Regions from separate parts of the Homo sapiens genome. Here region 2 is linked to region 1. A link is a loop called in an ENCODE intact Hi-C map of the cell type or tissue named here. Cell type or tissue: prostate gland. All regions are shown on one strand. Each heading gives the region's core, and the rest is flanking DNA. Links, peaks and the distances in the headings are about the cores only. Region 1 has its middle 32 kb from the start of NAV2. Region 2 has its middle 54 kb from the start of MIR4486.

Region 1 (15,499 bases), core at 3,454-11,453:
AATGGATAAGATTACACAGGTCAAGGTTTAGCTCAGACTCTGAGCTTGCCTAAGCATTACACTTTCTCCTTTACAGAGTCTTCTGTTCCTTTATGTACAACAAATATAAGGCCAATAAAACCCTCCAAGAGTTTTCAGGGGCTTCATAATCATGCAATTCAAGGCTGTAATTGGGATTCTTTGCTTCTCATGTAAGAATACTTCAGCTTGATAATGAGCCAACTCTAGGTAGACCTTCCCCAAATTGGGGGTGTGTTTTGGGTTGCCTCCCCTCTTTCATCCCATTCTATGATCTCTGAAGAAACCAGAAGACAGATCCCCTAGCAGGCATGATTGCAGTGCTAGAGTCTGTAGCAACTTCACCTGGATGGAGGATGAGAGTCAGCGCTAGGGCACAGGGGCTCTCTAGATGAATCTCCTACACTTCCCTAAGCATGACCTTCTTTCTCAATGAGACCTGTCCTAACTCAAGAGGTTGAGGCACTCATTTTCTGTGATCCCACACTTGCCAGTCACTCTGGCCTCCCTCCTGCCAACAAAGTTCACACACACACACACACACGCATGCATACACACATGCACATGTACACAGATGTGCACACACACATGTACACACATCCCTTTTCTCTGGAACCTGCAGCCATTTGCCATATCTGAGGGTTTAGTACATCTTGTGTTCATTCCTCCCCTCCTCCACATCCCTCCTGCAGACTTACAATTTCCCTGGAGATGAAAGGATAATTTGAAAATTAACTTCTTATTCCAGCCTTTCTCCATAGCTCCAGGGAATATTCTCAGATAAAAACACACAGGACCTGGGAGATAATGATTAGGAGGGGACCTAATAGGATGCTGGTAATGTTCTATGTCTTGACCTGGATGGTGGTTACACAGGTGTGTTCACTTTGAGATAATTCATGTATAATATTTGCTTTTTTCTGAATGCATGTAATATTTCAATGAAAATTTAAATGTAAAAACAAGCACAGAACCAGGTTATGGCTGAGAGGGAAGGCTGTAACCTGGAGATTGACTATCTGGATAAGAAATATTTCTAGCTCTTTTCTGGCTCTCAAGTGTCAATGCAGCCAAGAGCTGCTGTATGGCTCCCAGGGCTACCAGTGTTTCGGAGATGCTGGGCTGACAGCCTGCGCTGTCTCCCTGTTCCAGGGAGAATGCTGTATTGAGAACATAATAATTTTAGATCTCATACTGACCTTCTGAGCCTCTGGGCAGTTTCATGTTCCTAGAATAACAGAGTCAGCAGGTCCTCGGAGGGGAGGCAAAGTGGTTAAGAGCTCAATGTGTTGAAACCCTACCTCTGCCACTTTCTAGTCATGTGACCTTGGGAAAGTTATATAAACTTTCTAATCTGCAGTTTCCTCATCTGTAAAATGGGGCTAATAATAGTGCCCGCCTCATATGGTTACTGTGGGAATTACCTGTACTGCATATGAAGGGTTTAGCCCTGGGCCTGGCAAAAACTAAGAAGTATCCATTAAAGACTAAATGTTATAATTGAGTCCAACCCCCATACTTTATGTGAGGAAACTAAGACCCAGATAGAGAAGGGAGTATCTTATTGAAGGTCAGAGCCAGGATATAACAGTGATAATCCGGGCCTCCTCGAGTCTAGGACTGTGGAGCTCTCTCCATGATAACATGCTGCTTTTTCCCACACTGGGGGTCCTCCCCACCTGGGCAGGCCCATGCAGCCATGCTTTATTCATCCAAGCACCAGACAATGTGAACTTATTTTGCTCACAACCCCTTTAAGTGAGAGGAGACTGTGATGAATGCAGTGTCATTCATCTGATAAGGTGAATCCCCAGGTTGAGGAGAAATGAACAGGCAACCCCTATGACCTGGAGTACCTCCCTGTGAGCCACCCTGAGACCACACAATGGGCGGATTGAGGGAAACATGAGACTCTTGTTTAGTAAACACAGAGTACCTGCTTTGTGGTCAGGCCCAGTGTTGGGGACAACTGGGAAATAAGAAGGATCCCACCTTCCTGGAGCTCCCAGTCTGGGAGGGGGAGGGATGGAGAAGGTTGATTCTGAGAGACAGGTTACTCAAAGGAAAAGCAAGGGAACATATCACAGGGGACCCAACTATCTGTGGTATGAAGCAAGTGACATGGTCGTGGAGGCAGCGATGTCACCATAGGGACTAGAAGGCTGAGTAGGAGCCACCTAAATGAAGTGAAGGGGGCAGAGAGGAGCCAAGGAGGAGGCCCTGGGGTGGGTTAGGACATGAACATGGGGACCTGGAGAATAGGCTTGTACTAGGGAGCTGGGGGAGCAGTGTGAGAAGAGGTGAGTGTGAGCATGCAAGATCTCCTGAGCATGCTGAGAATTCTGGACTTTATGAGATGTGAGAAGCCTCTGGAGAGTTTTAAGTTGGAAAGTCACATGATGAGATTTGCCTTTTAGAAAATACCTGAGCCCTGAGAGTCAGTCTAAGTCCAAAAGCACCTCTTGGTGCAGAGCGTGGGAGGCTCCTGAAACCTCACACCATTCCCAGGACCAGAGCAACAGGGGCCCTCTGAGACTGGTGCACCTTCATTTATCAGAAAGATAAATGGAAGATTAGAGAGGGAGGGAGGTTTACCCAATATCACTCATCAACTTAAAAAGAGTCAGAGCTAGATCCAGTTTCCAAGTCTTCAGCTGCAATTCCTGTTGCACTTGCAATCATCATACGGCTGTTTCACTAGTTTGTGTGAAAATCTTTCAACCCCAAATAAACTGATACTCTTAATGAGCACTAAATTCATCTTTGCAGAATGAAGGAATTTAAGTGCATGGGAACCCTGGATCTGTTACCCTTCCTCCTCTTCCTTAACATTATCTTGGAGCCCGCAGAGCTTGACTCCTCAGCCCGGCCATACCTGCAGGCCTGCTCAAGTAGATATTGGGAAGGGGGTGTGGTCACAGGGCCTGATTCTAGTAAGGGCTGCTTGAAACCTGCTTTCCCCACCCCTACTGCTGGGGTCTGGAAGTCTTCGAGGCTTCTTCTTCAACTGCTCCCCACTGATGGATGATATCATGGGCATTTTGAAATGAGAGGAAAACTCCCATTTGGCTGGAAATTAAGGTGATTTAAAAGCAGATGGCAGAGCTTCTGAACTGAGAGGGCAGGACAAACCACCCAAACATGCCTAGCTAAGCAGTCTGTGGGGCCTTCTGAGGGAAGGTCTGGGATTCGCTGGAGGCTGGCCCAGGGTGGGATCATGGTAGGGCCTCCTCTGAGGGTCAGGACTGATGTCAGCATTTGGGTCTTGCTCTCATCCTGCCCCAAACCCATATTAACTACAGCTAGAATGAGGGAAGGATTTCCAGGTCCTAGCCCTGCCTGACCATGTGCTTTTATGGAGTGAGGGACTTGGATGGGAAATCAGCACTCACTGAGCACCTACAATGTGCCAGGCACTGTACTGAGAGGCCATGGGTTATAATGACCCAACTTTGGGCAATGTGCCAACCAAGGGCTCTTGAGCCCATAGGGATGTGAGCACTCTTGAAGGATGGGTGAGAAGAACTCTACCCTTGAAGAGAATGGGTATTCCCATAGTCAATCATCCCGGAAGGGCTGGAAATATGATGAGACTCAGGACTGGATGAGGGAGAAATATATTCCTCACTCTGGTGTCTGTGGGGTTGGCACTGGGCTTGCAGTGTGGGGGGGCCTTGAGTGATCTGGAAGTGGGTGAGTGCCCTTGGCCGTGCCCTTGGAGAGGAGCTTGGCCTCCACTATTTACCATGGTGGAGGCAGTAGCAGCTCAAAAAGCACCAAGTTTGGTGATAATCAGCATTTAGGTAGTGCTTGGGTGCTCCAGACTAAGGGGTATATCTGAGCAGCTGCCCCTCTTCTGAGAGTTGTGGGCCACCAAGAATGACCTTTAGATCAAATCAAGAGCTTCACCTTCATCACTGGGGTCTCAGAGACAGCCCCCAGTGGTGACAACTGTGCCAGCAGGGCAGATACCTCCTGCTGGGCATTGACACATGAGTCAATACCCTGGGAAAGCTCCCAGAAATGATGGGAGGACATTGTGACAAGGGCTGAAGTCCAGCATGTAGACCTAGGATATAACAGTTGGCATGAAAAGGAAGTATAATTCTATTTAAATTGAGTTCAGGAACAGACATTTTATATATTACCTCATTTTTTCCAACACAATACCCTTTGAAGAAAATGGAGCTAATTATCCCCACTTCACAGATGAAGAAACTAATTTTCAGAGAAGCTCTATCAGTGATTTCCAGTTTTTGGATTTCGCAATCAAGTTAAAACAATTGGGGGAGTGTACATGGATTGTTCACCTCAATTATCTTAGTAAGGAAATTTTAAAAATTAAAAAATGCTACATCTAAACTTATCGTCCCATTTTGGCAAAAGAAAAGATATTTTAATGCAAACAATTGTGGCAGACAATTTAATCAGAATAAAGGTCATTTTTTAAAACTTAATAAAATTATATTGTTGAAGATACAATTTAATATCCTGAGTTTTCTCCCTCCTCTGGGCGTTGGTGAAATGTGGCCTTGTCCTTGTGCTGGTTTGTGGAGTAAAGTTTGCAACCCCAGGGGCTGAATGACTTGCTCATGTCCTGGTCACTCAGCCAGAAAGGGGCAGAGCCAACTCACACAGACCCGACTGGAAGCCCAGCCTTTCTGGATGCCCTGCACAGCTCTGCTCTACTGAGGCAGGCAGTGGGGACCACAGTGCTATCCAAATCCTTGCCAAGGTGCTCCAAGAGAACATCCAGGCCTTGCCTGACTCTTCTCCCCACAGGCCTCTTGGATGGGCCCAGTCAGCTGGCTGAGAACTCTACCAGTAATGCCAGCATAGGGGATTTGGCTGAGCTCAGTACAATATGTTTTTATCTGTACCAAATTATGACCCATAAAAATTCAGTCCTTGCTAGGACACAAGCAGCTAAAAAAGAAGGTGACCCAACTCAACCTTTTCTCTTTTAAGAAAACACATCACTGACCCCGCCTTCCTAAGCTGCTGCCATGAGGCTTTCTGTTACACCCCGCAACCCCTGACATTCCGTTTAGAGGAAATGAAAAACTACTCTCTCTCCTTGGCCCTCCCCATTCAAACAGGCTTACATGTGTCCCAGAAGAAGGCCACTGATGACTTCCCAAACTCCCGGCTACTCTTCCTTCCTCAGAGAAACACAAAATATTAGCACTACAAGGAAATTTAAGGATCATTTAATACAAATACCCCCATTTTATCTATATGAACCAAAGCAGTCACTGAAACCCAGATCTTCTAACTTCTAGCCAGAACCAGGGTGGCACAGTTGACAATCCACAGATTAACAAAGGTTTGAATCTAGTCCTCCCTCATCCTAGTTCTGCAACCTTGGAAAATGCTTCACTTCTCTGAACCTCACTGTTTTCATCTGAAAAATGGGCAAAATGAATATGATATGTTTTGGATGTTTGTCCTCTCCAAATCTCATATTGGAATGAGTGTTGGAGATGGGGCCTGGTGGGAGGTGTTTGGTCATGGGGGCAGATCCCTCATGAACGGCTTAGCGTCATACTCCTGATAGTGTGTTCTCACTCAGTTCATGCAAGATCTGCTTATTTAAAAGAGTGTGTGGCATCTCTGCCCTCTCTGTCATGCTCCCTCTCTCACATGTAATATGTAGCCCCCCATCCCTTCTGCTATCATTGTAAGCTTCCTGAGGCCCTCGCCAAAAGCAGATGCTGGTGCCATGCTTGTATAGCCTTCAGAATCATGAGCCAATTAAACCTCTTTTCTTTATGAATTACCCAGCCTCAGGTATTTCTTTATAGCGACACAAATGGACTGACACAATACCAGCCTCCCAGGTCCTCGCAGAGGTTAATGGGGCTATGTATATAAAGCACTTCACAATGTGCTTGGCACATTGACCGCAGTGCTCATTTCCACAGTACACATTTCCTTTCTGGGCAGTTTACGAACTTCTCTAAGGCTCAGTGTCCTCATCTGTTAAGTAGGATAACAATTGGATTATGAGATAAGGCATGTGTGTAAAAAGTTTAGCACAGTTCTTAGCACATACCAAGCATGTGGAAGCAATTATTATTAGCATGGTATTATCACCAGCCCCTTCTTTCTTTCTTTCTTTCCTCCCTCTCCAGATTCCCACTCCTCAATCTACATAAGTCAACAGAGCAATGTGTAGGGTGTACCATGGGGTGAGTATGTTGTATGTGGGTAAGGTGCTGTCTAGGGGAGTGAGTCCAGGTGCTGTGCCTGATGCTCTGGTGGTAGTGGGCAGCCCTGGAACCCTGCAGAGTGAAGTCCACTCTGTGGCTTGCTCTCTCTCAGCTGCTTGATCAGATCATGTGACTAACACAAGCTATCTTGATATTGTGGACATCTATCTATTCCCTGCTAGATGTATTTTCTCAGGTGGAGGTGTCCTAATTTCTATATGAAACCACCACGCAGCCTCCTGAGGCTGCCAGACACCTGACACGTACATCCCACAGGAATTCCATTCAGATGTGTCCACAGGTCTCAGTGGATTCCCACAGTGGCTTCCTAGCTACCTGGTCTGGAGGACATGCTTACTATGCATTGGTGAGAGTTTCTGGACACTGAATACATGTTCTGTATAGAGAGATTTCCTGTACTCCAATCCCAGACTTGCCAAAGGCTGGCCAGATCCTCCCAGAACTGCAGGCTATTGGTGTGGAGGACCAAGGGCTCATCCCAAGGGGCAAACCTATTGCTAAATCCCATCAGACTGGTCACCTCTTTAGAGGGACTTAGGCAGACCAGTGGGCCATTAATGCCAAATAATTAAATCGATAGGCTTCTAGAAGATAAACCTGATCTCAACTCAGCTAGCCATTTCACACAGAGTGGTGCAATTACCCCCAAATTGCAGAGAGACCTGGGTTCAAACGCTAACTCTATCACTAACTGACTTTGGGTGTTTCCTCACCATTCAAAACTTCAACTTCCCTATATATAAAATAAGGACAAGCAAATCTATCTTTTATAACTGCGGTGAAATTAAATTGAAAATTGATGATACTTCAATGCCTGGCACATTGTCATTATTTGATAATGATCCAGTTAGGACAAAACATATGAAGAAGGACTGCCAGGTCAGGGGACGTCCCTGAGAGAATCTCACTGCCAGGCATGACCTTGTCCCCAGAAGCTAGATCATTTCAGTTCAACCCCTGGCTCTGTCTCTCATTAGTAAGTTAGTTAAATTCTGCACCTCAGTTTCTGTCTCTATCTGTAAGTGGGGATAATGATAATACCTACCCCAAAGGGGTTTGTGATGATTAAATTAATTACTTAATGTAAAATGCTTAGAACAGTGCCTGGCACCCGCTAAGTGCTGCAAAAATGTTGGCTATTCATAATAGAACTAAGTGATTCATCAGTAGTCTGAAATAAATTCCTAAAGCATGGGCTTTGGAAGCCCTTGATTGTTTGGCTTTACTGAAATGACAGGTGCAAAGAAGGCATGAGACCCCTACCGTTCTCTCACGTGAGCTCATTCCTGAGCAGAAGAGCCGTGTTTTATAATAATTACCACTTCTGGAATGCTTGCCATATGCCAGTTCCTTTATAAATTTTAGCTCTCATTCTCACAGGAACCCTCTTATATAGGCATTATTATCCCCATTTTGCAGATAAGGAAACTAAGGTTCAGATAGGTGAAGTGATTTTCCCAAAGGGGCACAGCAGGTAGGGGTAGAGGCAGGATTCAAATGCAGGTCTGTCTGGCTCCATAGCCACAGCCTCCTTGCTTCCCTAAGCAGAATGGGGTTCCGCATCCCTCCTGTGTGTGCGGGTGAGGGGTGTGTCCTACAGTTCCCCAGCACTCATTCAGCCCTACTGGCCTGGCTGGGTGGTTGATATTTAAAAACTGGAGAGGAGGGGAAAAAAACCCTTAAAAACAATAAACAGTGATTCAGACTGAGTCTTTACTCAGGCGGTTACGGGAAACTGGCGGGAGGCGACAGCCTTAGTCACTTAGGAATGGCCGAGCCCCTGACTCATGGGCAGCAGATCACGCTGCTCAGGACAGAAGCCAGCACTGCATTCGGTGCCAAAAAGGCAGGAAAACGCTCTAAAGAGGGGGGTGGGGGATGAAAAGAATGATGTGCTGGGGCCAGAGCTATCTTTTGTGAGGAGGCAGGCTTGTCCTGGGTGCTGGAATAACATCCAAACCCCCAAGCCTGATGTTCCAGCCCCCTTTCTGGAGCCCTCCTCTTTTCCAATCTGATTTCTCTCTATTCTCATTCAAGAACCCCACCCTCCAGCCAAATGGGATGGCCCACTGTGCCCAGGATGTCCTGTCTTTGCCCCTCACTCCAGGTGCCTTGGCCCCCAACCCTCCTGGCCTCTCTTGTGCCCAATAGGTAGGGCTCCCCTCCAGGGGCCCTTCCTCTTGCCTTCAGCACTAAATTCAGCCCCTCATTCCTCAGGTATTTAAGGAGCACACATTATGTGTTAAGTTCTATGTTAGATACTGGAAATCCAAAGATAGCTTAGACACAGTCCCTGCCCTCAGGAAGCTCATACCTAGTGTTTGTTTCAGTACCAGGTACAGGAGTACACAGGTCACAACAAGAACCGCCAAAAAGGAAGGGCTGTGATGTGGGGAGCACAGAACACAGCCGGGGTGTCCCAAACCACCCTAGGAACCAGGGTTCCCTAAAGGACGTGATGTTTGAGATGAATCTTGAAGAGTAGGAATGAGTCAAGAGATGGTGGGGTAGAGAGGGGAAGGATATAGAATCATCTCTCTCTTCTAAACAAAAACAGAAACAAAAGCTGAGGCAGGTACTGTGAGTTTATTGTACCAAAGGGGAAGGAAATGAAGAAAAAACAGAGGGGCAAAATAATAGCCCCCAAATCTTTTTGTGTTTTTTTGAGACAGAGTCTCGTTCTGTTGCCCAGGCTGGAGTGCAGTGGCACAATCTCGGTTCACTGCAACCTCCGTCTCCCAGGTTCAAGTGATTCTCCTGCCTCAGCCTCCAGAGTAGCTGAGACTACAGGCATGTGCCACCACGTCCAGATAAATTTTGTATTTTTAGTAGAGATAGGGTTTCACCATATTGGCCAGGCTGCTCTCGAACTCCTGACGTCAGGTGATCCACCCGCCTCAGCCTCCCAAAGTGTTTGGATTACAGGCGTGAGCCGCTGCACCCAGCCAGCCTCAAAATCTTGTTAAAATTTTGGACTAATTCCTCTCAGCCTTTTCTCCATATAGCTCTATGTGTGGAGACATATACATTTTTAAAAACCCAAAACATGTTAATCTGACCGCTTTGTAATTTGCTTTTCACATTTAACAACATAGGAAATCTTTCTATGTTGATAAATATTAGTCAACATAACAGATGCCACAGCTGATCTGGCCTGAGAGAGGTCGGTTTAGCTCGTGGAGGTGGTGGGAAATTCTGAATTTGAACACCTAGCACTGGGGAATGTACTCATCCATTCTCCACAGGCCCCACCTCTCCTCGCTGTCTTACACAAATAAGATCTGCTTCTCTGTTCACATCAGCTGCCTGGCCAATCCGGGCATTAGCATTTTGAGCCCCTGATGCTCAACATTTGAATGGCTATGTGGTATCTCGGAAGATGATGCCCCTTGATTCACCTGGCATTTTCCCCATGCTTCTCTTTCGACACTGCCAATTTCTACCCTAGATAGCAATTGATCACACAGCTGCTGCCTTCCCATCTGCGGGCTCCTCAGACGCGGGTTCTATATGTGATGTTTCTTGCTCTCCCATCACAGAGCCTAGCACAGCTCTACTGTGACTTGCGCACAACAGGCAGTCACTAAACAGTTGATGAAAAGAGAAAGGAGGAAAGTTACAGGGTTAAGCTCTTGACCCCTCCCAGTGCAGGTGAGACACCCATTTCATCCAGATCCTGCAGCGAGATGACAGGCATGGGCTCCGGAGTAAGCATGCCTGGACTCCTATTCTGGTCCCACCACTGACTAGGCTAGGCAAGTTATTTAATCTTTCTACGTTTCATTTCTCATGTACAAAACGAGAATACTAATTGTACCCATTGTGCTAGGCTGTTGTGAAGGTTCAATCCTACAAAAAAGGAGCTTAGAACAGAACCTGGCACACAATCACAAAAGTTAGCAATTGGTTTTCTTCTTATCATCCTTATTATCTTGGGCGCTCTCCAAGTGCAAGTTGGGACTCAACTCCCCTCTGAAGGAGGCTTTCTTCTTGGTCAGCATCCCCTCGCTCCTATTCCTGCGGCGCAGCCTCTCCCTCTGGAGAGGGGTCTCTGGCCAGTCCCCAACCTGACAATAGGGATGGATTCTCTTCTCCTCAAAGGAGAAGGATACTGGGATTGTGGCCAGCAGTTTCCAGGCGTTTGGAAAAACCTCAGTGGGTTAGACCAGGGGTTGGCAAACTTTTTCTATAAAAGGCCAGATAGTAAATATTTTAGGCTTTGCAGGCCATATGGTCTTTGTTGCAACCACTCAATCTTGCCCTTGTAGCATGAAGGCAGTCATGGACAATACAGAAACGAATGGTCATGACTGTGTTCCAATAAAACCGTATTTACAAAAACGTGGCCAGCTGATTTGGCCTGGGGGCCATAGTTTGCTGGCCTCTGTAGATCAATCACAAAATCACTCAGTCAGGGCTGTGAGTCTTCTCTGCTTCTCTGTAACCCTGAAAATGCTCCTTTCCTTCCCTGAACCTAATTTTTGTCATTTATCAATTGAGGAGTTTGGGACAGATAATTTTTAGGAGTCATTCTGTCTTGAAAATGCAATAAGTCTATGACTGACAAGCTGTGTGACTTTGGGCAAGGCCCGACCCTCTCTGGGCCTCAGTCTCCTCCTCTGTAAAATGAGGGGATGCATTGATTATCAAGCCCTGATCACAAGCCGAGTAGGACACACTGGGCTTGGGAGGCACCCAGACCATGGCCAGGTGCTGCCTTTGCCCACCTCACTGCCTTTCTTCCCGCAGCCAGGGACCTCTGCAAGCTGTCACCCTGGGCTCGGCCAAAATTCAGTCATGCTTCGTGATGCAGTCAAGTTGCTCTTGCCCAAATGGCTTGCCTGGAAATCACTCTGCAGCCAGACTGCAGCAATCCAGGTTGGATTACGCCAGGCATATGGGGAGACTCTTTGTGCAGGGTGCCAAGTGGCAGTACAGGCTGGGGTTAGTATCACCATGGTCTGGACCCGACTGCAGCTTGCCCCAGAGGCCTGTAGGGACAAGGAGTTCTCCACTTCACAAGGCCAAGTTGATAGCCTTTTTCTGTGGCTGGCAGTCTTGATTCTTTCCTTGAGAGGCCGTGCCTTCACTCTTGGTGTGGTTAACAGGCGCCCACAAACTCACACATGCACACACAATCACATGGTACTCTTGTGACTGTCACATCCTAGGAAATGTCTTAACGATCTAAGGAGAGTCAGGAAGCTCTCCAGACCCAACCAAATGCTACTTTTATCCCCGTAAAAAGAGAGGGCCAGCTGCTCTGGCCTGACCCACAATAAGGCAACCCTTAGAAGATGAATTGAGTCGCCAGTGGGAAACCACAGCATCCTCGTGGCCTAACCCAGGCCTGGGACAGCCTGGTTCTCTGAGAGCCAAAGTGCCAACAGCAATGACACCACCAGCACACTGGGCAATTCTACCCAGCAGATGCCTCCACCCCATAGAGTGCATGACGTCCACATCTTCCCTGGGGTATCGGAATAACAAAGGCTGTGTCCCAGCACTATTGTACAGCTAGGGAAGGCCGGAAACCAAGCTACAGGAAACTGGTTGCTATGGTTTCCTTGAGCGTAATGCCACAGAAATTGCTTTCTAAAAATTTTTTTTTTTTCAGGGAGAGGTAAGGAGGGAAACACTGACTTCAATATTTACCATGCACCAAGCATTGTGCTAGGTTGTAAATACTCAAAGTGAATCACTAGGATTGGTAGTATTATCTTCATTTTGCAAATGAGAATATGGAAGCACAGAGGAACTAAGACTCTTGCTCACAGACACACAGCTGGAAGGTGGGAGAGCCAGTTATGAACCCAAGATCTCCACACTGCAGTGCATGCTCCTTTTCAAATATATGTGGTGGGAGCCAAGAGATCTTGCAACCTAAAATATTCTTATTATGAGGCCAGACTGGAGCAGGGAGGGGGATCGAGGAGGAAGGGACAGGGAAGAAGCTAAATGAGAGAAATCAAACAGCTGAGGAATGAAGACTGATGCCTTCTGATGTGCCAGAACAAGGCTCTCAGGGTGGGTAGAAGGGGCACAGGACTTGGCACCAAAGGGCCTTAGTGTGAAGGTCACCTTCCTCACTCCCAGCCAGAGCCTCCCACATCTGTAAAATGGGTATAACAATCATATCTGCCCTTAGGGTTGTTGTAAGGATTAATTGAAATAATATACATCAAATGCATGGTACAGAGTAAGCACTCAGAAAATGTTAACATTCTTGCGATTGATATTATTATTAATTATACTGTTGTGAAAACTCGTGAATTACCAATTGCTGTACAAATATCAATTAGTTTCGAGGGGACTTGAGCAACTCTGAGGCTAACTCAGTTGAGGGAGTAGAGCTAAAACACATTTGGGCCCCGGGACTGGCCATGCAGGTTGGTACACTCCACAGCTCACACACTGTACAAAGCAGCCCTGATTTATTGGCGCATAGAAGGAAGCTTCCTACCACACATTTCTCAGTCAGTGATGCAAGCATTCATTCCACAGGTATTTATTGAACACCTATTTGCTATGTCCTGTGCCAGGAGGCATATGACATGCTCCCTGCTCTCCAGGAGCTCACAGACAGTGAAGGAGACAGAAAAGCAACTACAGACTGATGCCTCATATAGTTGGACACAGGCAGTGGGTGTCTACTCTTTACAGGGAGTGTATGCATGCGTGTGTGAGCATGCGTGTATGTGTCCTGGTGGGCAGGAAAGGCTTCTCTGAGAAGGGAGCCCTTAAGTTAAGCCTTAAAAAATAACTGGGAGTTTATCAAATAAGTGAGGGAGGGCAGACTGGGAAAAAGGAATAATACCTACAAAGACTCCAGGGCATTTTTGAAACATATGATTAAAGTTTAAGTGTACATCCATGGCGTAGAGTCAGGGAGAGCTAGAGAGGTGAGTTGAATGAGAGATGGAATGGAAATAAAGGTTGGGACCAAGTTGAACAGGGCCTTTTTTACCATGCTAAGGATCCTGGAGGTTTCTCTCTGCTGAGGCAAGAGGAGGAAGCTGCGGTGTGCATGAAGGATGTGGCCATGAGGTCTCTGGAGGTCCTGAGGGGGACGGATTAGAAGCACTCAGGCTCTTGATCTCTGCTAGGCACCTTACTGAGCTCTTTGCATGGATTTCCTACTTTGATTCTCACCCAAACTCCATAAAGTGGTGCAACTATTTCCCCATTTTGCAGAGGAGGAAACCAAGGCTTAGCTAAATTCTGTGTTAGATTTGAACCCAGGGAGGTGGCCCTTTGCCCTCCTAATAGCTACTGCCTCTTACTGTGGACAGGGAGTACATTTCAGAGGTCAAACAAGAGGCCAGGAAAGAAGTTATGAAGTCTGAAGGAGGGAAGTATCTTGTGGGTGGAGGCTGAGGTGGAAAACCTTATGTTCCAGGCAGAGAAGTGCCCAGGAAGCCTGAGGCTCAGGAAAACCTGCTCTCTAGGTGATCTCACTCACAGAAACTTGAAGCTGTTAACACATAGCCATTGAGATTCCTTTCTGGGTTTGCCCCCACCTTTTGTTTGAAGGAGGTAAGCCTGGCCCGTGACAACACTTGAGAACAAACTGCTCACTGCAAAACTGGGAGAAGAAAGCAGAGGCATATACCCTTTTTTCCCTTGGGGAATTTGACCTTTGGGGCTCGTTGCTTATAACCTTCCATTGAAAAAAAATTGCTACTTGGGAGCTGCAGTCATTCCTGCCTGTCAAGAGTGGCCCTCTGGCCCAAAGGCTGGCACCCAGAAGGACTTGCTCTCCTTTTGAGAGCGCGCCCTCCCGTCCCTCTTGTGTAAATAAGTACCCTGGAGTGGAAATAAAATAATAATTGGGGCACAGTTATTCTCAGGCCAGTCTCGGGAAGTTTCCAGGCAGCTCAGGGAGACGGCGGCTTCAAGAGTTCCTGATGCAGAGGTAACAGAGAAGGTGAGTTGGGGCCAGCAGGAGAGAGCGCAGAGGAATAGCCTGATGCTTAGCCAAAAGCTCCTTCCACAACCCAGGCCAGAGGCACTTGGCTGCACAGCCCAGGACTGACGACGGCCCACGCTGCTTTCCAAGCGCCCCTGAGTTGCTGTTACTTAATTAGCTCCATGGCCATAAAAGGCTGGCTCAGCTTGGAGGAGGCGCCTGGCCCCAAGAAGCAGCACACTGAAGTGTCATAAAAACACAGCATGGAGAAGGGGCAGGAAAAGGAAGGGCAGGTGGGAAATTCAAGTCATCTTGGGTCTGTTGTTTCTAATAGGGCTTGCTCACCCTGGCCTGAAAGGATCCTGGGACCCTGCCCCTGAGCCCTGGTTGCTCACATTCACTACTGTGCCTAGATTTAACCCATCATGGAAGGGAGGGAACAGGCCCCGAGAGCAGAAAGTTGCAAGCTTTGGTGCTTGTGGTGTTTAAACAAAACCAGAAGACAAGGCACACAAAATTTCAGCCCTCTATTTAAAATCATTGCCAGGATTCTTATAAAACTGACTAATGTGCCACTTAATGTCTTCTGTTCCTCCCCAATTAACACCTCAATTTGAGAAAATTATTGTAGAGTATAGTGCCAAGGAAACTTGTTATCAGAGAAGCTGTGCTCACAGGGTGGTGAGAGGAGAGGTTTGGAATCAAACTTCTCTGGGTTTGAATTTTGGCTTGGGCACAAGCTGGCTGTTTGACCTTAAGAAAATAACTTCACCTTTCTGTTCTTCATTTGTTTCCTCATCTGTCAAATGATGATAATAATAGGATTTATTTCTTAAGATTGGTAGAAGAATTAAAATTCTGTGCATAAGGCACCCAGCACAGTGCCTGGCATATAGCAGATGCTCAAAAAACACAGACATATCTGAATATATTCATAAAACTCAATGTAGCATCTCTAGCATCCTGGTTCTATAAATGGAGATAGTAATAAGTATCATTACAGGGTTGCGTGTGGAAATTCCTTCCATGGTAATGGTCCTCAGCATATGCTAAGTATTAGTCTTTTTCTCTTTTCTTTCCCTCCCTTGCCTAGGCTGCTCAGAGGTTCAGAGCCAAATTCAATGTTTAATATAGCTCTTGGGCAATGGCTATTTCTTTTCCTTTCTATTATATCAACCATGTTGTATCCATGTAACTTGTTACAACCTGTCTCAAATTCCTTTTGAAGAGAGGCCAGGAGCAAACAAACACACAAACACTTACAAATCTATATTCTGCCCCATGGGAACTCTTCCCTGTTCCTCTGCCTGCCTCCTTAAGACCTAAATCCTCTGGCTTA
Region 2 (15,499 bases), core at 4,764-12,763, 52 kb after region 1:
AGGTATTAGTCACAGAAACCAGCCAGGTAGCCACTACCTACGTTTTCCAGGAAGGTACTTTGAAGCTTTCTGTTGGGATAGGGACAATCCCAAGAACCCAGGCTGTGGCAAGCTTATGTTTTGCACATGGGAAGTAGTGAGGCTTCCCAAGACCATGGAAAACTTGTTTTCTTGGATGAAGCATAAAAAGACGGCCCAGAGGTATTTTACTGGTTGCTTTATAGAAGGCTTAAGTTAGAACTGCTGAGCTACGCTGGAATCACATCTGGCCCATTTGAATATTTTTAATTTTCAGCACTGAAGCTCCTTTCTTTTAAGAGGAAACTCATTATCACATTTCATGAGGTGTGGCTCTACACCAGCTGGATTCTGGACTGACCAGGTCTTGTATATCAACCTGAAAGGTGTGAGTCTGAAGTTTTAGCATCCTTCACAGTAAGTGAAGGAAGACTTAAAGACTGCAGAACTCGGCCGGGTGCGGTGGCTCACGCCTATAATCCCAGCACTGTGGGAGGCCGAGGCGGGTGGATCACAAGGTCAGGAGATCAAGACCATCCTGGGTAACATGGTGAAACCCCGTCTCTACTAAAAATACAAAAATACTCCTGTAGTCCCAGTTACTCGGGAGGCTGAGGCAGGAGAATGGCGTGAACCCGGGAGGCGGAGCTTGCAGTGAGCCGAGATCACGCCATTGCACTCCAGCCTGGGCGACAGAGCGAGACTCCGTCTCAAAAAAAAAAAAAAAAAAATACTGCAGAACTCATCTCCTTAATTCCAAGAGAATTGCATGCACAGACTTGAATCCTTCTCTCTCCTGGTATAAAGTAAGTCTGCAGTCTCCTGGGTCCCTTCCAGAGTGATGAGCCCTTAAGTTACAGGCAGGGCCTTCCAGAAGGTGGTTTGAGTATAGTCAGCTACAGACCAAGAGCCGCTTTGTAGGGATAAGGAAATCTCTCTCTACCCACTGATATTCAGGGGCAAGTCATTGCTTCTCTAGGGGGAAACAAAGGCATAAGAAACATATATGGAGAACAGAGTGGGGAACAGAATAAAAGACACAGATGTTAAGACAACAACAGACATATCTATGATTTCTCCAAAAGCTAACAAAATGTACTGACCAAATCTATTGACCAGTCCTCTAATAGGTGAGATTCAGGCTTGTGAAAACAGCTCTCAGATAAGTTCGTTGTCATTTCATGAGCATAATGGTCACTTAGCCATTGAACTAGACATGGACCTAAAAGCTATTCTAGCTTCACTGCAATACAAATTCCAATTGATGACTCAGATTACCTTTTAGGACTTTTAACACCCCCCTCTTCCTTCCAATACCCTCTGCTCACCTATCCTTAAGGTAAGATGGCCTGTGCTATGGTTTGGATGTGGTTTGTCCCCACCAAAACTCATGCTGAAGTTTAATTGCCAATGCAATAGTGTTGGGAGATAGGGTCTAGTGGGAGGTGTTTGGGTCACGAGAGTTTATCCTCATGAATAAATTAATGCCCTCCCAAAAGAAGTAGGTGAGTTCTCGCTCTCATGGGACTGGGTTAGTTACCAGAGGGCAGGTTGTTATAAATACAAGTTTTTCTTTCTAGACTGTCTATTCCCTCCTCTCTTGCTATGTGATCTCTTTGAACACATCTGCCTCCCTTCCACGTTCTGCCATGAGTGGAAGCAGTATGAAACCCTTACCAGATGCAGCTGCCCAATCTTGGACTTTCCAGCCATCAGAATCATAAGCCAAATAAACCTCTTTTCTTTGTAAATTACCAATCCTCAGGTATTCTCTCATAGTAACACTAGACTGACTAAGACAGCCTACATTACCATAATACCATTCTGACTGGTGCTACTGCTTCTAGCCTCTCTTTTCATAATCTGTCGTCCACACTGCAGCTGGAGTAATTGGTCTAAAAAGCAAATCTGATTATGCATTGCTGTGTTAAAAAAATTCTGATGATTCTGCACTACTTTCAGGATAAAATTCAAACTCCCTAGCTTGGCATATATCGCCTGTACACTCTGGTCTTGCCTACCAGTACAACCACATCTTATATCACTTCCTGCGATACTGCTATATATTCACCAAAAGCAATTTCCGTTTCCTCCTGGGGACATGGCTAGAAGTGATAGATTCTAAGGAGCCAAACGATGGCAGAGTCACACAATGAAATCAGGAACACCAGCGCAGGACCACTTCATGAGCAAGAAACACACTTTTATTGTTTGAAGTCACTGAAATTTTGTAGACACTTATTACAGCAGTTAACGTACTCTAACAAATACATGGGCATGTTCTTGAAACCAATAGGTCTTTGCAAGCTATACTATCTCTTCTACAACATTTTCCCCTTTATTTTCTGCCTAGATAGTTCCTAATTATCCTCCAACAGTCTGGCATCACTTATTCTGGGAAGCCTATCTTGTTTTCCTAGGCTGAGTTAGGAGCCTCATCTCTGCAGTGCCCCAGAATTCTGTCCTTCTCTTCTACCAATGTACCTAACCTGTGAAATGTTTAATTGCCTCTTCCCTTGTCCATTTCCCCCACTTCCTAGACACTGGACAGGGGCTGTATTTGCTCACCTCTATATCCCTGGGGTCCAGAATATGTGTCCCTTCCAAGAGTAGCAGTTGAGTAAATGTTTTTTTGAAGGAACGAATGAATGGATGGACGAATAAATGAAGTCAGTTAATACATATATTTGTGAGGGGTTGTTCCTTTTCTTTTTACACAATTAAAAAAAACTTTTAGGTTTGGAGGTACATGTGAAGGTTTATTACACAGGTAAACTCATGTCATGGGGGTTTGTTGTACAGATTATTTCATCACCCAGGAATTAAGCCCAATACCCAGTAGTTATCTTTTCTATTCCCCTCCCTCCTCCCACCCTCCACCTTCAAGTAGACCCCAGGGTCTGTTGTTTCCTTCTTTGTGTTGGTAAGTTCTTGTCATTTAGGATGGGCTGTTCCTTGATGATAACCTACACATTTACTCAATGCCACCTCCCTCACATGTGTGTGCTGAGGACAATGGGGGTATGAGAGCAGTGTGGTGGCAACCAAGGCCCAGGCCCAGTGCAGGGAAACCTATGCAGCAAACCTGCTCCACGGTGGTCAGTGTCAAAGCCAGAGCTCTGGCCTCTCTGCATGTTGTGGACACAGGTGAGAGGGGCAAGAAAAAGTTTGGAAGCCTTGGCACAGTGTGACAGAAGGAAGGAACATACCTTTATGAAGTATTTCCTGTGTGCTAGGCTGTTTAAATTTATTATTTCATAAGTCCATCCTATGCCAGTTCTATTAAGTTTGCTGTTATGATCCCCATTTGTCAGATAAAGAAGCAGCTCAGAGAAGTTAAGTGACTTGTCCAAGAGGCCACACAGCTGGTAAGTAGTAGAGCTTGGAATCCAAACTAGGCCTACCTTCTGAACAGGGGTCCTCCCAGTGCACTTTATGGAGCAAAGGCCGAAGCCAGACATGCCCCATTTCTCCATGACACCCGGTGGCTAGACCCTGCAGAGATAGGAGGCCTGCGCATCAGTCCCAGCCTGAGCAAACACTCAAAATGCTTCCCCTGGCAGCAGTCCGTGAACATGGGGAGAGTGAAGGAACAGGCTGCTTTTCCCTGGGCCCGAGCTCCGTCAGGCAGGCCTGATTTGCCGGCTGCCCCAGACACTGTGGAAACACACTGGGCTGTTGGGTCAGGTTCCCCTGATTTCTCAGATGAGGGAGCCAGGCTGGAGCCAACACATTTCTCAATCTCCAGGCAACCACTGACCAGGCCTCCTGGGCTGTGTCTCCACTGGCAGCTGTGAGCACCGCGGCCTCTTGGCGGGCTGAGTACCTCTTAGCCCTGTTGGCAGGTAAGGACCCAGTGTCCTGAATGCCAGGGACCTCCCTCTCTGTCTGGGGAGACAAAATCAGGAGCTTAGCCAGGAGCCCCAGGCCCAGGTCAAGCCTTCACTTGCCTCAACAACCTGGCAGCCAAGAAGAGGCCCCTGAATTGCGGGCAGGGAGATCGGGAAGGCAAAAGTCCTGGGATGTGGCTAGGAGGAGAGGTTAGTTGGGAGAGACAGGGAGGAGCTGGGGGCACGGAATGAGCTATCTCAGTGGTCGCTGTCTTCTGAGGGGCCTCTGCCAGGCACTGCGATGAACAGACCCAGCTCCCACCCCCAGGAGCTTAGAATGTAGAAGAGGAAGAGACAAAATAGACAGTCGTAGTACAGTTTCAAAAGGAGGCAGCATCTTCAGGCTCCACCCTGACTAGCTGTGTGAGCTTGGAAAGTGACAAACTCTTTGGGCTTCAGTTTCTTTGTCTGTGAAGTGGGACTAATAACATCTTCTTAAAGGGTTTGGATAAAATGCATGTGGGTACAGTGCCTTGCACATAAAAGCTGCTTGCTAAATGCTGTGTGGATTTTTGCTCTCCTAGTTAGATGGAGCATGTAGAAGTCATGAACTCAGGCTTATATTTCTTTTATAACATCCGTGGTTTCTAGCCCAGTGGAGAGCACTGAGTAGTTTTCTAAGTAGGAGAAAGGTCGAAGGCATATTCCGATGAGATAGGAACAACTGCCATCAATAATAGCTTCAGGAGACACATCTTTCCCTGCTGAGTTTGCTCCAAGGAATCAGCCTCTTTGAACTGACCACAATGAAAACCACAAAACAGGCAACAGCAGGCAGGAAGGGTTGGCCAGTTTAATAATCTCATAATAATGAGTCTGGATAATCTAAACTTGATAAAAGCTCGTTGAATAATCAAAGACAGTCTGCAATTGTGGAATAACTCCCACCTAGACAACACTTTCAGTTTGCAAAGCGCAGACATGAACATTATTTCATTTGGACAAACCCAATAAATATGTATGGAAGCATACAGCCTTGCAACAGCCTCATAATGTGAATTATTCAAGGTCTTGATTTAACTGATAAGGAAGCCAAGGCTCAGAGAGGTAAATTAAATTGCTAGAAAAAAGACCAATCCTGTTTGATGCCAAACCCAATGTTCTTTGTACCGCACCAAACCGTCCCTATAAATAGATGGTAATGGGGGTGTGCTCTCACTGATCCCTGTGCCAGGCAGGAAATCCAACCAATACAGCTGTCCCTAGTGTGCTGGTCTTGAAGATGGGCCTTTGAAGCGACATGTAATAGCTATTCCCCACACCCCCACCCTGCCTGCCAACAGGCATGTTCCCTGGCGGGTGGGAACCAGAGTAAAGTAAGAAGTGGGCAGTTGGCACAGCTGGAATGCAAACAAACAATGAGGCTGGTGAAAGATTGGCGTGGGTCTCTCTTGCTGATGGAGAATGTGTAAAATATGGAAATAAAAATTGCACAACTGAGCTGTCTCCTGGGAAGACGATGGCTAATTAGATGTCTGACAGCACACAGGCTCCTAATCACTGAGCAATCCTTGCCCTCGGATTGCAAACTCCAGCCACAAGCCAGGCATGATGCCCATGGAGGCATCCATCTCCTGGGACACTAGTGGGCACCACAGCCACCACTCAGAGGGTGCCTTCTAGGTGCCACACTCAGTGCCGGGGGTTTGCTTTCATCAGCTTTGAATGCAAGTCTCTCCTTAAAACACTGAGAGTGAAGTGCTGTGAGAGTTCCCTTTAGCTAGATGAGAAAGTAGAGGCCAGGGGAGGTAATGAGAGCACACTAGTCTTGGTAGGAAGGGGAAAGGTAGTCAGTGACTCTAGATACAAAAGGAAAGATAGCCCTAAATCCATAAAAAAACACTTGTTGTGCTTTCTGTCTTACATGGGCATTTTATGAGGTGAGAATCTTGTTTTGGCAAAAGCTGGAAAGGCCCTCAGATGAAACTGGAAACCCTCATTCTCAGCAAACTATCACAAGGACAAAAAACCAAACACCGCATGTTCTCACTCATAGGTGGGAATTGAACAATGAGAACACATGGACACAGGAGGGGGAACATCACACGCCGGGGACTGTTGTGGGGTGGGGGAAAGGGGGAGGGATAGCATTGGGAGATATACCTAATGCTAGATGACAAGTTAGTGGGTGCAGTGCACCAGTGTGGCACATGTATACATATGTAACTAACCTGCACATTGTGCACATGTACCCTAAAACTTAAAGTATAGTAATAATAAAATAAAAGAAAAAAAAAAAAGAAAGGGCCATGGATAAAATGAAAGGGGCAATTCAGGCCATTTTTGTAATAAATATAGTAAAATATTAAAAAAACAAAACAAAACACTGCTTTTAAACTGGTGTTTTACCAAATTTCTTTTTTCCTTCTCTTTCTTTTTTTTTTCTTTTTTCCTTTTTTTTTTTTTTTGCAACAGGACCCTTTGTTTTGGGGTGCGTGTATGTGTGTTTCTTTTTGAAACAGGGTCTCACTCTGTTACCTAGGCTGGAGTGCAGTGGTGAAATCTCGGCTCACTGCAGCCTCGACCTCCCAGGCTCAAGCAATCCTCTCACCTCAGCCTCCCAAGTAGCTGGGACTATAGGCATGCACCACCACGTCCAGCTAATTTTTATATTTTTTGTCTCACCATGTTGCCCAGGCTGGTCTTAAACTCCTGAGCTCAAGTGATCCATCTTCCTTGGCCTCCCAAAGCGTTGGGATTAGAGATGTGAGCCACTGTGCCCTGCCAAAACCCTTTGATTAAGTGTAGTATTGTGTGGAAGCATGGTAGACAAAACAGAGCAAGAAGGAGCAATCTGGGTAGAAGTGGGGGTCCTGCTCATTAACAATTGTCTTCTTTCCCTTTTGCCTTGCTCTTCTCACCATCATGTCTTCTTGGAACCCTAGGGTTCCTCGGAATCCAGTTTGAAAACCACTGTCTTTGTTCAACTCCTTTATCTTGCACATGAGAAAACAAAAATCTGGAGAAGCTAAATGACCTTCTCAGTGTCAGAAAACCAAGAAGTAGTAAAGGCAGGAGCAGAAATCAGCTTCTTCTTGCTCAGGTTGAGGATTTGGGGCTAAGCCAGGTAGGCTTTATGTAGGTAGATATTGATGATGGAGATATTGATGACACAGATTTTAATGAGTTCTAGATACAGAGAGATGAAGCAAATGATATATAATTTATTGAGCATTCTTTGTGCCAGGCTGTGTATACTGGGTATACTAGGGACTCAGAGTTGGGGGAACATAGGTCGCATTCCCCAGAAGTTCACCACAGAGTTGGGGGAACATAGGTCGCATTCCCCAGAAGTTCACCACAGAGTTGGGGAAACATGTAGCGGCCCCAGGGGCTGCCTCATAAATCAGAGGGTACAGAATTTTGGTAGAGGTGCACATGACAGCTTATGAGGATTATTATAGTGAGAGAGTCATTTGGGACTGACAGAGGCTAAGACTTTGGGAACGGAGGACTTAGCCAGAGCTGGAGGGTTGATGCGGCCATTCCAGGGTGAGGCACTGTGAGAGCAGAGGTTGAGAGGCGGGAAAGTGCAGGGTGTGATTTAGTAAATACATTGGTGCCCTTCAAAACTGAGGCCCATTCAGGTCCTTCCCTGACTCCTTTCCTAACAAGATCTGTTCTCCCCACCCTACCCCTGTCCCTGTCTAGGACCTATTTGAGGGTCCAGCCTCTTGGTTTCCAGCAACTGTCCAAAGATGGGAGGGGGAGTGGGAGGAGAGTAGGAAACAGGAAATTAATTCTCCTAGGCTGTGTGTGTGTGTGTGTGTGTGTGTGTGTGTGTGTGTCAGAGAGAGAGAGAAAAAAAGAAAGAGGCAAAGAGTGTGTGTGTCTGTACGTGTGTGTGTGTGCGCAAGTGCGTAAGAAAAATGTCGCTGACATCAAATACTGTCTGAAACCACTTCTGCCTTTTAGGAGAGAGGCACAATTCCTTTCCAGAGAGTTTTTCTTACATAGCTTTATTATTATTATTAGTCTAGGAAAGAGCCTAATGGGCCCCTTTGGTCCCTGAGCCAGAAGGGATAGGAGAAATACAAGAGAGGACTGAATGGCTCTGCCTAAAATGATATTTTGGTCTTGTTCTCTGGGAGTTCCAGAGGCTTGATGGGTGAAGGCTGGTGAGTGGGGTTGGGGCAAGGGCTCAGAAATGGTGGGAGAGAGAGATGTGACGAGGAAATGAGGATGGAGACACTGAGGCAGAGCGGGAGGCTGCACTCCACGGAGACAATGAATGGCCACCACATTTTAGAAACATAGGGCTGTTTTCTGCCCACTCTTATATTTTCAGCAAAAGCTGGGTAGCTTCAAGAACCTTGTGTCAATGAGAATTTTGGAACAAAGGTGGGCATAGGAGATAGGGCTGTAGTCTCAGGTGCTTGCAGCAAGGTCAGGGTGGCAAATGCACCTGGCAGGTGAACTCCATGGGAGTACCGGGGAGGGAGCGCCTCTCAGAGTAGCTGGGATAGAGCTTGAGCCATTTTATTTGGATATGATGGTAATCAATGATTCCAGAAGACTAGAAGGGTAGGGGACCTTGGTGTACCTGGTTCTTTGAGTATAATTATATGTGCATGTTTCTGGTATGCATTTTTATATATGTGTTCATGAATGTCGACACCTGTGTGATTGTGTTGGCAACTGTATTTGTGAATATGGGTAAGTGTATGGGAATGAGTGAGTTTCCTTGTGTATGTGTGAGTGTATGTGTAGGAATCCGGACTTCAGGATCTGTGAGTTACATGTGTACACCTGAATGTAGATGAGTGCATGGCCACGTGAGCGTGGATGCATGAGTACATTTCTGAGAGGCTTTCGAATATATATCTGTGTCACTCACCATGTGTGTACGGGGTGTGGGGATATCTGTGAATGTGTGAGAACATATACTCTGTACGAGTGTGCCCTGATTGCCAGGAGCCTGAGGCAGGCCGGCACCTCTGCTCTGGTGTCTTCCTCCTCACAGGGCCCTGCACTACGCTTGGCTCTGGGCAGTGGGGAAGCGGGAGTGGATGTTCCTGGGTGTGCTTGCCCCAGAGCCTTGCTCCTCACCCAGGAACATTCTCCCTTTCCCATTCCTGGGAAGGAACATAATGTCCACTGGCTCCTCTCCCACCGGACAAGTCCAACTCCTCTGCTGCCTCAGGCTGTGAGGCACTTCCTGACCGGATGGGGAGCATCCAGGGAGCCAAACCCTGGGGCCAGAGTGGGAGGGAGACATACTGGCTCCAAGAGTGTCAGCAACAGGAGATTCTCCCCAGTGGTGATTAAAGTAGCCATCATCTATTGGGTGTTTGCCACATGCCAGCCCAACACAGAGCATTTCACATGAATATATTTGTTTATGCCTCCTTGTGGAATGGGCTGCCAGATATTATCATTATCTCTTCTTCTTCTTCTTCTTCTTTTTTTTTTTTTTTTGAAAACAAGGAAACTAAGGCTCAGGTTGAGGAACTTGTCCAAGGTGGCACACCCAGGGAGAGGTATATGTCGGATTAGAACTAGGTTTCCTGTCTCTGGAGCCAATATTCTCACTTTGCAGGCGGGGCCCAACCCTCCCATCTCATCCATCACCGTCAGTGCATAGATGGGAGACTGAGGTCCAGAAGGGGGCATGTTCTCTTACCAGGCTTCCTTCGGCTCTGAGATGTCCCCTAAGAAGCCCTGGAGCTGGGCAGACTGTAACTGTGGCAAAGGACCTACATGACAATTGTGACTAACTTTCCCAATTTGGTAAAGGTCTCACTTAAAGGTCTGTGGCACACTAGACTTTACACAAATTGGTCCTCTTTGCTGGGACTGATGAGGTCAAAATTGCAGCTTCTCTGGCTGTGACCAGAGAATTTCATGCATGAAAAACCTCCCACTTCCATGGCCTAAACAACCCCAAAGCCAACAGACCCCTTGGTCCAGCCCAACAGGCACATGGATCTCTTTTTTTTTTTGAGACAGAGTCTCGCTCTGTTGTCCAGGCTGGAGTGCAGTGGTGTGATCTTGGCTCACCACAATCTCTGCCTCCTGGGTTCAAGCAATTTCTCCTGCCTCAGCCTCCTGAGTACCTGGGATTACAGGCACACAATACCACGCCCTGCTAATTTTTGTATTTTTAATACAGACGGGGTTTCGCCATGTTGGCTAGGCTGGTCTCGAACTCCTGACCTCAGGCGATCCACCCACCTCAGCCTCCTAAAGTGTTAGGATTACAGGCGTGAGTCACCGCACCCGGCCCACATGGATCTCTTGACCTTCAACTGATTATACACACCTCAGCTTGCCTCACCTTCTTCAAACACCACTTTAGCACCTGAGGGTAAACTATGTGCCAGATCATATGCCCAGTGCTTTCATGTCATATTGGGTACATATTGCACTTTCTAATTACGGTCTCAGCTAATCTCCATAACTATATTATGAGGTTGGTGTTATTCCCATTTTATAATTAAGAAAACAGAGTCAGAGAAGCTTAAGTCACTTTCCTAGGGACACACAGCTCATAAAAGTTGGAACCAGAATTTGAATTTGGATCTGACACTAAAACCTATGTTATTAAAAATGTAAAATAAAATACCTAGGAATAAAGTTAACAGAAGCAGTAAAAGACTTCTATGGAAAACTACAAAACAGTGATGAAAGAAATTTAAGAAGATGCAAACAACTGGAAAGACATCCCATACTCATGGATCAGAAGCATTAATATTCTTAAAATGACAATACTACCCAAAGCAGTCTACAGATTCAATGCAATCCCTATCAAAATACCAATGACATTCTTCACAGAAATGGGAAAAAAAGTTCTAAAATTTGTGTGGAACCACAAAAGACCCCAAATAACCAAAGTAATCCTGAACAAAAAGAACAAAGCTGGAGACATCATACTATCAAACTTCAAAATATACTACAGAGCTGTAGCAACCAAAACCACATGGCATTGGCATAAATACAGACATATAGGTCAGTGGAACGGAATAGAGAACCCAGAAATTAACCCACATATCTACAGCCAACTGATTTTTGACAAAGATGCCAAGAACACTCACTGAGGAAAGGACACCCTCTTCAATAAATGGTGTTGGGAAAACTGGATATGTAAAAGAATGAAAACAGACCTCCATCTCTCATCCTATACTAAAATCAACTCAAAATGGCCAAATACCTAAACGTAAGACCCAAAACTATAAAACTACTCAAAGAAAATATAAGGGAAATGCTTCAGGATGTTGGTATTGGAGAAGATTTTATGAATAAGACCTCAAAAGCACAGGCAACCAAAGCAAAAATAAACAAATATGGGATTATATCAAATAGCAAAGCTTCTGCACAGTAAGGGAAACAATCAACAAAGTAAAAATATAACCTATAGAATGGGAGAAAATGGTCACGAACTACTCATCTGACAAGGGGTCAATATCCAGAATATACAAGGAACTCAAACATCTCCACAGGAAAAAAAATAGGCAAATGATCTGGACAGACATTTCTCAAAAGAAGATACACAAATGGCCAAGAAATATATGAAAAAAAATGTTCAACATCACTAGTAATCAGGGAAATGCACATCAAAACCACAATGGGGTGTCATCTCACCCCAGTTAGGATGGCCATTATCAAAAAGAAAAAGAAGAACAAATGTTGGCAAAGATACAGAGAAAAGGGAACTCATACATTTTTGGTGGGAACGAAAACTAGTACAGCTGCTATGAACAGTATGGAAGTTCCTCAAAAAACTACAAATAGAACAACCATATGATTCAGCAATCCTGCTACTGGGCATTTCACCAAGAGAAAGGAAATTAGTATATTGAATAAATAGCTGCACCTCCATGTTTATTGCAGCACAGTCCATGATAGCTAAGTTATGGAATCAACCTAGTTCAACAGGAGATGAATCAATAAAGAAAATGTGGTATATATACAACATGGAATACTATTCAGCCATAAAAAAGAAATGAAATTCTGTCATTCATAGCAACATGGATGGAACTGGAGGACAGTATGTCAAGTGAAACAAGCTAAACACTGCATTTTCTCACTAATATGTAGAAACTAAAAAAAGTTGTTCTCATTGAAGTAAAAATTAGAACAGAGGATACTAGAGACTAAGAAGGGTTGGAGGAAGGGAAAGATAGGGAGAGATTTGTTGAAGAATACAAAATCACAGCTAAATAAGAAAAATAAAGTCTAGTGTTCTATACCACTGTGGGATGGCTATAGTTAACAATAATGTATTATATAGTTTCGGTTAGCTAGGAGGAGGATCTTAAACATTCCCAACACAAGGAAATGATAAATGTTTGAGATGATGAATATGCTAATTAGCCCAATGTGATCACTATACATTATATGTATCAAAACATCACTATGTACTTCATGAGTATGTACAATTATTATTTGTCAATTAAAATTTTTAAATAAATGTTAAAATATTTTGAAAGATCTGGTTCCAAGATGGCCGAATAGGTAGAGCTCCAGTCTACAGCTCCCAGCATGAGTGATGCAGAAGACTGGTGATTTCTGCATTTCCAACTGAGGTACCGGGTTCATCTCACTGGGGCTTGTCAGACAGTGGGTGCAGGACAGTGGGTGCAGCTCACCAAGCGTGAGCCGAAGCAGGGCGAGGAATCGCCTCACCCAGGAAGCACAAGGGGTCATGGAATTCCCTTTCCTAGCCAAGGGAAGCTGTGACAGATGGCACCAGGAAAATTGGGTCACTCCCACCCTAATACAGTGCTTTTCCAACAGTCTCAGCAAACGGCACACCAGGAGATTATATCCCACTCCTGGCTCAGAGGGTCCCATGCCCACACAGCCTCACTCACTGCTAGCAGAGCAGTCTGAGATCGAACTGCAAGGCAGTAGCGAGGCTGGGGGAGGGGCACCCGCCATTGCTGAGGCTTGAGTAGGTAAACAAAGTGGCCAGGAAGCTCGAACTGAGCAGCTCGAGGAGGCCTGCCTGCCTCTGTAGACTCCACCTCTGGGGGCAGGGCATAGCTGAAAAAAAGGCAGCAGAAACTTCTGCAGACTTAAATGTCCCTGTCTGACAGCTTTGAAGAGAGTAGTGGTACTCCCAGCATGGAGTTTGAAATCTGAGAACGGACAGACTGCCTCCTCAGTGGGCCCCTGACCCCCGAGTAGCCTAACTGGGAGGCACCTCGCAGTAGGGTCCGACTGACACCTCACACGGCCAGGTGCCCCTCTGAGATGAAGCTTCCAGAGGAACAATCAGGCAGCAACATTTGTTATTCTGCAATACTCGCTGTTCTGCAGCCTCCGCTGGTGATACTCAGGCAAAGAGGGTCTGGAGTGGACCTCCAGCAAATTCCAACAGACCTGCAGCTGAGGGTCCTGACTGTTAGAAGGAAAACTAACAAACAGAAAGGACATCCACACCAAAACCCCATCTGTACATCACCATCATCAAAGACCAAAGGTAGATAAAACCACAAAGATGGGGAGAAACCAGAGCAGAAAAGCTGAAAATTCTAAACATCAGAGCTCCTCTTCTCCTCCAAAGGAATAACACAGCTCCTCACCAGCAATGGAATAAAGCTGGACAGAGAATGACTTTGACGAGTTGAGAGAAGAAGGTTTCAGACAATCAAATTTCTCCAAGCTAAAGGAGGATGTTCGAACCCATCGCAAAGAAGCTAAAAACCTTGAAAAAAGATTAGACGAATGGCTAACTGGAATAACCAGTGTAGAGAAGACCTCAAATGACCTGATGGAGCTGAAAACCATGGCATGAGAACTATGTGACAAATGCACAAGCTTCAGTAGCGGATTCGATCAACTGGAAGAAAGGGTATCAGTGATTAAAGATCAAATGAATGAAATGAAGTGAGAAGAGAAGTTTAGAGAAAAAAGAGTAAAAAGAAGGGAACAAAGCCTCCAAGAAATATGGGACTATGTGAAAAGACCAAATCTACGTCTGATTGGTGTACCTGAAAGTGACGGGGAGAATGGAACCAAGTTGGAAAACACTCTGCAGGATATTATCCAGCAGAACTTCCTCAACCTAGCAAGGCAGGCCAACATTCAAATTCAGGAAATACAGAGAATGCCACAAAGATACTCCTCTAGAAGAGCAACTCCAAGACACATAATTGTCAGATTCACCAAAGTTGAAATGAAGGAAAAAATGTTAAGGGCAGCCAGAAAGAAAGGTCAGATTGCCCACAAAGGGAAGCCCATCAGACTAACAGTGAATCTCTCAGCAGAAACTCTATAAGCTAGAAGAGAGTGGGGGCCAATATTCAATATTCTTAAAGAAAAGAGTTTTCAACCCAGAATTTCATATCCAGCCAAACTAAGCTTCATAAGTGAAGGAGAAATAAAATCCTTTACAGACAAGCAAATGCTGAGAGATTTTGTCACCACCAGGCCTGTCTTACAAGAGCTCCTGAAGGAAGCACTAAACATGGAAAGGAACAACCGGTACCCACCACTGCAAAAACATGCCAAATTGTAAAGACCATCGATGCTAGGAAGAAACTGCATCAACTAACGAGCAAAATACTCAGCTAACATCATAATGACAGGATCAAATTCATACATGACAATATTAACCTTAAATGTAAATGGGCTAAATGCTCCAATTAAAAGACACAGACTGGAAAATTGCATAAAGAGTCAAGACCCATCAGTGTGCTGTATTCAGGAAACCCATCTCACGTGCAGAGACACACATAGGCTCAAAATAAAGGGATGGAGGAAGATCTACCAAGCAAATGGAAAACAAACAAACAAAAAAAAGCAGGGGTTGCAATCCTAGTCTCTGATAAAACAGACTTTAAACCAACAAAGATCAAAAGAGACAAGGAAGGCCATTACATAATGGTAAAGGGATCAATTCAACAAGAAGAGCTAACTATCCTAAATATATACCAACCCAATACAGGAGCACCCAGATTCATAAAGCAGGTCCTTAGAGACCTACAAAGAGACTTAGACTCCCACACAATAATAATGGGAGACTTTAACACCCCACTGTCAACATTAGACAGATCAACAAGATAGAAAGTTAAAAAGGATATCCAGGAATTGAACTCAGCTCTGCACCAAGCAGACCTAATAGACATCTACAGAACTCTCCACCCCAAATCAACAGAATATACATTCTTCTCAGCACCACATCACACTTATCCCAAAATTGACCACGTAGTTGGAAGTAAAGCACTCCTCAGCAAATGTAAAAGAACAGAAATTATAACAAACTGTCTCTCAGACCACAGTGCCATCAAACTAGAACTCATGATTAAGAAACTCACTCAAAAGCACTCAACTACATGGAAACTAAACAACCTGCTCCTGAACGACTACTGGGTACATAACGAAATGAAGGCAGAGATAAAGATGTTCTTTGAAACCAATGAGAACAAAGACACAACATACCAGAATCCCTGGGACACATTCAAAGCAGTGTTTACAGGGAAATTTATAGCACTAAATACCCACAGGAGAAAGCAGGAAAGATCTAAAATTGACACCCTACCATCACAATGAAAAGAACTAGAGAAGCAAGAGCAAACAAATTCAAAAGCTACCAGAAGGCAAGAAATAACTAAGATCAGAGCGGAACTGAAGGAGATAGAGACAAA

The links. Hi-C counts contacts between places; a loop is a spot of excess contacts. Peaks named below come from ENCODE experiments on the same cell type or tissue, not always from the same donor. Only the 100,000 strongest peaks of a DNase experiment are listed, where the experiment ranks them.
Region 2: a loop joins it to region 1, with 4 times the contacts of the local background. A loop is called at or near these places in 10 of 110 quality-filtered maps.

Annotation. Positions count from the first base shown.
Region 1 is chr11:19,672,848-19,688,346 of GRCh38, reverse strand. It overlaps a transcript of NAV2 not described here. Among named protein-coding and RNA genes, the nearest start is that of NAV2, 32 kb to the left of the region's middle. RefSeq lists an enhancer at 10,209-10,378. In prostate gland, for the core only: a CTCF peak has its summit at 7,846; DNase peaks (open chromatin) are centred at 4,799, 4,910, 7,996 and 10,199; H3K27ac peaks cover 4,726 bases.
Region 2 is chr11:19,621,740-19,637,238 of GRCh38, reverse strand. It overlaps a transcript of NAV2 not described here. Among named protein-coding and RNA genes, the nearest start is that of MIR4486, 54 kb to the right of the region's middle. In prostate gland, for the core only: no CTCF peak of the experiment used is centred there; a DNase peak (open chromatin) is centred at 8,988; H3K27ac peaks cover 2,039 bases.